Linked DNA regions of Homo sapiens: region 2 is linked to region 1. A link is an interaction called in ENCODE POLR2A ChIA-PET data of the cell type or tissue named here. Cell type or tissue: OCI-LY7. All regions are shown on one strand.

What was found. Peaks named below come from ENCODE experiments on the same cell type or tissue, not always from the same donor. Only the 100,000 strongest peaks of a DNase experiment are listed, where the experiment ranks them.
Region 2: POLR2A ChIA-PET joins it to region 1 with 5 read pairs; 4 of 35 experiments call an interaction of 5 or more read pairs at or near these places.

The regions. Positions count from the first base shown.
Region 1 is chr19:44,794,490-44,798,489 of GRCh38, forward strand. All of the region lies in intron 9 of CBLC (Cbl proto-oncogene C), which reads left to right. Among named protein-coding and RNA genes, the nearest start is that of BCAM, 13 kb to the right of the region's middle. RefSeq lists a silencer at 3,810-4,000. In OCI-LY7, no CTCF peak of the experiment used is centred here; a DNase peak (open chromatin) is centred at 2,392; H3K27ac peaks cover 326 bases.
Region 2 is chr19:44,660,950-44,664,949 of GRCh38, forward strand. It overlaps PVR (PVR cell adhesion molecule), which reads left to right. Exons shown (of 8, transcript NM_006505.5): 7 at 343-374; 8 at 791-4,000. The coding sequence ends at 862. Among named protein-coding and RNA genes, the nearest start is that of CEACAM19, 8.5 kb to the right of the region's middle. In OCI-LY7, no CTCF peak of the experiment used is centred here; no DNase peak of the experiment used is centred here.

The DNA of each region.
Region 1 (4,000 bases):
AATCTTGTTCTGTCGCTCAGGCTGGAGTGCAGTGGCGCAATCTTGGCTCACTGCAACCTCCACCTCCCGGGTTCAAGAAATTCTCCTGCCTCAGCCTCCTGAGTAGCTGGGATTACAGGCACCCACCACCATGCCCCGCTAATTTTTGTATTTTTAGTACAGACAGAATTTCACCATGTTGATCAGGCTGGTCTAGAACTCCTGACTTCATTATCTGCCCCCCTCAGCCTCCCACAGTGCGGGGATTACAGGAGTGAGCCACTGCGCCTGGCCTCAAGGACTTTCTAGCTCTCCTTCCAGCATCCCAGATGTGTCCTACCTCGGGGCCTTTGCATAAGCTGTTCCCTTGGCCTGCACAGTCTTTCCTGAGGCTTGCTTTCCCATCCCTTTTCAGGGAGGCCTTCCCTGACCACTCTGTTCAAGATAGCACCCCTAGCTGGGGTGGTGGCTCATGCCTGCAATCCCAGTACTTTTTTTTTTTTTTTTTGAGAGGAGTCTCACTCTGTAGCCCAGGCTGCAGTGCAGTGGCATAATCTCGGCTCACAGCAACCTCTGCCTCCCAGATTCAAGCAATGCTCCTGCTTCAGCCTCCTAAGTAGCTGGGACTACAGGCACCCACCACCATGCCCGACTAATTTTTGGATTTTTAGTAGAGACGAGGTTTTGCCACATTGGCCAGGCTGGTCTCAAACCCCTGCCCTCAGCTGATCCACCGCCTTGGCCTCCCAAAGTGCTGGGATTACAGGCATGAGCCACCATGCCCGGCCTGCAATCCCAACACTTTGGGAGGCCAAGGCAGGAGGACGGCTTGAGCCCAGGCATTTGAGACCAGCCTGGGCAACATCACAAGACCCCAACACTACAAAAAAATTTTAAAATTAGCCCAAAGTGGTGGCGCACACCCGTAGTCCCAGCTGCTCAGGAGGCTGAGGTGGGAGGGTCCCTTGATCCCAGGAGTTGGTAGCTCCAGTGAGGCGTGATCACACCACTGCACTCCAGCCTGGGCAACAGAATGAGACCCTGTCTCTAAACCAATAAAAAAAAAGAGTCTGTAATCCCAGCTGTTAGGGAGGCAGAGGCAGGAGGAAAGCTTGAGCCCAGGATTTTGAGACCTTTCTGGGCAATATAGCGGAACCCCGTTCTCTAAAAAAAAAAAGAAAAGATGAAAATAGCACCGCTGTCCCTCGGGGCCCTGCTCTGCTGTATGTTCAAAGATCTTTCGCCACCCGGCAGAGCTTAGGGTTGGTTTTGTCGGCTTTTATCACTGTCAGGTTGCAACCTTCCTGCAGGTCAGGCCTTTGTTGTCTTCTCCGTCATATCTCCAGAGTGCAGAACAGTGCCTAGCACACATACACGTCATAGGTGCTCAATAAATAGATGCCAAATGAATACACTGAAGTGAGTCTTCCCAACAGCCCTATGAAGTCAAAAGTGTTCCTCTCCCGGCTGGGCGCGGTGGCTTATGCCTGTAATCCCAACATTTTGGGAAGGTGAGGCAGGTGGATCACTGAGTTCAGGAGTTCGAGACCAGCCTAACCAACATGGTGAAACCCTGTCTCTACTAAAAATGCAAAAATTAGCTGGGCGTGGTGGCGCACACCTGTAATCCCAGCTACTTGGAAGACTGTGGCAGGAGAATCGCTTGAACCCGGGAGGTGGAGGTTGCAGTGAGCCAAGATCGCGCCACTGCACTCCAGCCTGGATGACAGAGGGTGAGACCCTGTCTCAAAAAACAAACAAACAAATGAATGTTCCTCTCCCCATTTTCCAGAGGAAAAAAGTTCAGAGAGGTGACAGTACCTGCCCAAAACCACACAGCCTGAAAGAGGAGAAGTCAGCGTTGGAGTCTTTAAGGCCCCCAAACCATCTACTTATTTTTTTGTTGTTTCTTTGTTTGTTTGTTTTTCTTTTGAGATGGAGTTTCACTCTTGTTGCCCAGGCTGGAGTGAAATATTATGATCTCAGCTCACTGCAACCTCCGCCTCTGGGGTTCAAGCTAATTCTCCTGCCTCAGCCTCCTGAGTAGCTGGGATTACAGGCAGGTGCCACCACGCCTGGCAAATTTTGTATTTTTTAGTAGAGATGGGGTTTCTCCATGTTGGTCAGGCTGGTCTCGAACTCCCAACCTCAGGTGATCCGCCTGCCTCGGCCTCCCAAAGTGCTGGGATTACAGGGGTGAGCCACCGCGCCCGGCCTACTTATTTTTTAATAAGCCCTGTCCTGGCTTTCTTTTCTCCCTACGCTGCCACCCCAGGATTTTTGGGACCCTGGATTGCTGGGGAGAAGCAGATCTCTTAGTATCTCCGGCTGAGTACACACAGGCTTCGATCAATACTGAGCTGTCTTCAAACAAACAGCTCAGGAAGTCCGGGAACATTATTCGACCACAGCAAACAAGAGAGCCAGCAGGAAGCGGGGCGGTGGGGGGGAGGGTGGCGGTGAAACCAGCCAGGGAAGCTAAAAACAGATCCAACCTGCCGCCAAAAGCAAATGGAAACATTAGGAGGCACTCAGCCGGCTCCCAGAGGACAGTGATGGGGGACACAGCCAGGACAGCAGGCTGACAGGGACCTCGGGCCTGATGGTGACACCTTTGCCTAGGCCATACCCTCCGCCTCCCCCACCCTTTCCTCCTCTCCCCAAACCCTGCCTGATTAAAATTCCAGTCCACTCCCACCTAGTCTTTCATTCTTCAAAACATACCACAGAAGAGACAGCCTTGGGTTTGTTACTTCTCAGCAAGGCACTGTCATAACTTTTGTTGTTGTTGTTGTTGTTTGAGATGGAGTCTCACTTTGTCACCCAGGCTGGAGTGCAGTGGCACGATCTCAGCCCATTGCAACCTCCGCCTGCCAGGTTCAAGCGATTCTCCTGCCTCAGCCTCCCGAGTAGATGGGGTCACAGGTGCTCACCACCATGCCTGGCTAATTTTTGTATTTTTAGTAGAGACAGGGTTTCATCATGTTGGCCAGGCTGGTCTTGAACTCCTTACCTCCGGTCATCTGCCTGCCTCGGCCTTCTTAAGTGCTGGGACTACAGGAGTGGGCCCCGCCTGTCATAACTTTTGCTATGTGCCTGGCATTGCTTTTTTTTTTTTTTTAAGATGGGGTCTCTGTCTAGCGGAGTGTGGTGGCGTGCACCTGTAATCCCAGCTACTCAGGAGGCTGAGGCAGGAGAATCGCTTGAACCCAGGAGGCAGAGGTTGCAGTGAGCCAAGATAGCGCCATTGCACTCCAGCCTGGGCGACAGAGCAAGACTCCATCTCAAAAAAAAAAAATAGGGTCTCTGTCAGCCAGGCTGGAGTGCAGTGGTACAATCACAGCTCACTATAGCCTCAATCTTCTGGGCTCAAGTGATCCTCCCTCCTTAGCCCCCAGAGTAGCTGGGACTACAGGTGCCTGTCTCCACACCCGAATCATTTTTAAATTTTTTGAGCAGTGAGGCTGGGGCTGCTGTGGACACTGGATGTGATGGGACTGTGTCAGTGGTCAGTGTCACCGTGGTTGTGATCTGTGTATGGTGCTGTGGCCCCTGGGGTTGCTGTCTGCACGCTGCTGTTCTCCATCTGAGAAACCTCCCTTTAGGGGACGACACTGCCATTGAGCTGGATCTCATCACCCCACTGACCACTGAGGACCTCTCTGACCCTCAGTGTTTTCATGGGGAAAATGGGGACCAGCCTGACACAAGCCCCACAGGCTGGGTTTTTTTGTTTGTTTGTTTGTTTGTTTTAATGTTTTAATTTAATTAGAGACAGAGTCTCACCGTGTTGCCGAAGTTGGTCTCTAACTCCTGGGCTCAAGTCTCCCAAAGTGCTGGGATTGCTGGCATTAGCCACTTCGTCTAGCCTCCCCATGAGTTTTGATGAAGCCAGCAAGCTCAGTCATCTCTAACCTGAGTCATATCCCCTCCCTCACCTCTCAGAAATCTCCACTGGCAGCCAAGCGCGGTGGCTCACACGTGTAATCTCAGCACTTTGGGAGGCCGAGGTGGGCAAATC
Region 2 (4,000 bases), 130 kb before region 1:
ATAGTCTAGGAAACTGAACACAGAGAGGTTAAGTCACTTGTCCAAGTTCACACAGCTCCTAAAGGACAGAGATGGAATTTGAACCCATCCATCTGGTTCCAGAGCCAGGCTCGATATTTATGGATATTTCATAACCAAGTGAATAACTGGATGGCTAAATCCTTAGAAAGCACACCCTCCATCCCTGTCTGACACACGTGTATACCATTAAGGGAAATGGCACCCCCATGTAATAGCAGAGGCAGAACTTGACATTTTCAGGGCCCTGACACCCAGGCATGTCTTCTTCCCATGCTTCCCAGCATTATTCCTTCCTGACGACTTCCCCTCCTATTTCCCCAGGTACAGAGCATGCCAGCGCCTCAGCTAATGGGGTAAGTGCAGTGTTGGAGCTAAGGAGGGTGTGGGGTCTGCACGAACTACAGACCAGACGTCTTCAGATGCCCACGGCCCGGCCTCAGGAGCCTGGGTCTTTTCTCCTGGTGCCTCGAGCAGCATTTCCCAACCCTTCCTGCTGGGCGGAATCCCCTGTAGAGTTTGCTAAGACGCAGCCCCAGACAGTCTGGTCTGTGATGGGGCCAGGGAATCTGCATTTTAATATCCGCTCTCTCCCCCCTGCCCCACGCCCCTTCAATTCCACCCATGGCCACACCTTGAGAAGCACTGCCCTGGCTTCCAGGGAGAGAGGAGGGGACGGGCCTGCAGTTCTTTGCACATGGGGCTTCAGTGGGAAGATGTTTGATTTTGTTCAAAAGAGCCCCAAGGCTAAAATTTGAAAACCCTCTTCTAGCATGTCTCCTATTCAGCTGTGAGCAGAGAGAACAGCTCTTCCCAGGATCCACAGACAGAGGGCACAAGGTGACAGCGTCGGGACTGAGAGGGGAGAGAGACTGGAGCTGGCAAGGACGTGGGCCTCCAGAGTTGGACCCGACCCCAATGGATGAAGACCCCCTCCAAAGAGACCAGCCTCCCTCCCTGTGCCAGACCTCAAAACGACGGGGGCAGGTGCAAGTTCATAGGTCTCCAAGACCACCCTCCTTTCATTTGCTAGAAGGACTCACTAGACTCAGGAAAGCTGTTAGGCTCACAGTTACAGTTTATTACAGTAAAAGGACAGAGATTAAGATCAGCAAAGGGAGGAGGTGCACAGCACACGTTCCACGACAGATGAGGCGACGGCTTCCATCTGCCCTCTCCCAGTGGAGCCATATAGGCAGCACCTGATTCTCACAGCAACATGTGACAACATGCAAGAAGTACTGCCAATACTGCCAACCAGAGCAGCTCACTCGAGATCTTTGTGTCCAGAGTTTTTTGTTTGTCTTGAGACAGGGTCTGGCTCTGTTGGCAGACTAGAGTACAGTGGTGAGATCACAGTTCATTGCAGCCTTGACTTCTCAACGCCAAGTCATCCTCCCACCTCAGCCTCCTGAGTAGCTATGACTACAGGTATGTGCCACCACGTCTGGCTAATCTTTTTATTATTTGTAAAGTCGAGGTTTCCCTGTGTTGCCCAGGCTGGTCTTGAACTCTTGGCTCCAAGTGATACTTCTGCCTTGGCCTCCCAAAGTGCTGAATTAAGCAGCTCACCATCCACACGGCTGACCTCATACATCAAGCCAATACCGTGTGGCCCAAGACCCCCACCATAAATCACATCATTAGCATGAACCACCCAGAGTGGCCCAAGACTCCAAGATCAGCTACCAGGCAGGATATTCCAAGGGCTTAGAGATGAATGCCCAGGAGCTGAGGATAAAGGGCCCGATCTTTCTTTGGGCAAGGTTAAGCCTTTACTGCATAGCAGACCACACAGAAGGGTGTGGGCCACCAGAGAATTTTGGTAAAAATTTGGCCTCTGGCCTTGAGCTTCTAAATCTCTGTATCCGTCAGATCTCTGTGGTTACAAGAAACAGCCACTGACCCTGGTCACCAGAGGCTGCAATTCAGGCCGCAAGCAGCTGCCTGGGGGGTGTCCAAGGAGCAGAGAAAACTACTAGATGTGAACTTGAAGAAGGTTGTCAGCTGCAGCCACTTTCTGCCAGCATCTGCAGCCACTTTCTGCCAGCATCTGCAGCCAGCAAGCTGGGACTGGCAGGAAATAACCCACAAAAGAAGCAAATGCAATTTCCAACACAAGGGGGAAGGGATGCAGGGGGAGGCAGCGCTGCAGTTGCTCAGGACACGCTCCTATAGGACCAAGATGGATGCGACCCAAGACCCAGGAGGCCCAGCTGCTCAGTGCAACTGACAAGTTAAAAAGGTCTATGATCTTGAGGGCAGACAGCAGAATTCCTCTTATAAAGAAAACTGTTTGGGAAAATACGTTGAGGGAGAGAAGACCTTGGGCCAAGATGCTAAATGGGAATGCAAAGCTTGAGCTGCTCTGCAAGAGAAAATAAGCAGGACAGAGGATTTGCTCTGGACAGAGATGGAAGAGCCGGGAACAGAGAAGTGTGGGGAAGAGATAGGAACCAGCAGGATGGCAGGGGCAAAGGGCTCAAGGGTGAGGAGGCCAGTGGGACCCCACAGAGTTGGGGAGATAAAGGAACATTGGTTGCTTTGGTGGCACGTAAGCTCCTTGTCTGTCTCCAGCACCCAGAATCTCATTAAAGCTTATTTATTGTACCTCCAGCGGCTGTGTGCAATGGGGTCTTTTGTGGAAATCAAGGAGCAGACAGGTTTCATGTGTACTGTCACCACGTGGGATGGAACCAGAGGCATGGAAGCAAGACGCTAAATGAAGAGGGCCATAAGGGCTGGGATTCCCAGGCACCTTAGGAACAGCTTGTCTTTTTTTTTTTCCTCTCCAAAAAAAATGTTTAAGGGACGGTGTCTCCTGTCACCCAGGCTGGAGTGCAATGGCACGATCATAGCTCATTGCAGCCTCTAACTCCGGGGCTCAAGCAATCCTCCCACCTCAGCCTACCAAGTAGCTGTGACCACAGCTGCCCCTCACCATGCTAAGCTAATTTTTTTAATTAGATAGTACATAAACGTCCCAAAATTAGAAGATAAAAAGACATGAGGGATCCATTCTAATTTGTGTTTGGAGTGTAATGGTCCAGCTCCATTCTTCTGCACATGGATATCCAGTTTTACACAACACTGTGAATGTAATGAATGCCACTGAATCATACACTCAAAAATAGCTAAAATGGCAAATTGTCTGTTATCTCTTTTTAACCACCATTTTTGAAAATTAATTATACCAAAAAACCATTGAATAGTGCACTTTATTTATTTATTTATTTGTTTATTTATTTATTTATTTTAGAAATAAGAGTCTCACTTTGTTGCCCAGGCTGGAGTGCAGTGGCGTGATCATGGCTCATTGCAGCCTCGACCTGCTGGGCTCGGGCTATCCTTCCATCTCAGCCTCCCGAGTAGCTGGGACTATAGGTGGGCGCCACCCCACCTGGCTAAATCTCTTTTTAACTTTTGTAGAGATAGGCATCTCGCTATGTTGCCTAGGCTGGGCTGGAACTCCTGGGCTCAAGTGCTCCTCCTGCCTTGGCCTCCCAAAGCGCTAGGATTACAGATGTGAGCCACCGCGCCCACCCTGAACCTTACTTTTTTTGCTCAGTTTCTGGTAATTCAGAGAATGCCTCCTGAGTTGTTCTACACCCACCTCATATTCCATGGGAGGGCTGTACAGGGCTTTTTTAACGAGGCCTCTAAGGACAGGCATTTGTATCCTTTCCAGCCTTTCACTATTACAATGTTGTAGTGAATAACTTTACACACTGTCATTTATTTTACTTTTTTTTTTTTTTATTTTAGAGAAAGGAATCTTGCCATCTTGCCCAGGCTGGTCTCAAATTCCTGGGCCCAAACAATCCTCCCGCCTTGGCCTCCTAAAGTACTGGGATTTATAGGCATAAGCCACCGTGCCTGGCCAATGCACACTGTCATTTAGCTCATGTTAACACCTGAGTGTAGGACACACTCCTGGAGGTGGAATTGCTGGGCCAAAGAGTATGTTTCTTGTCATTGTGAT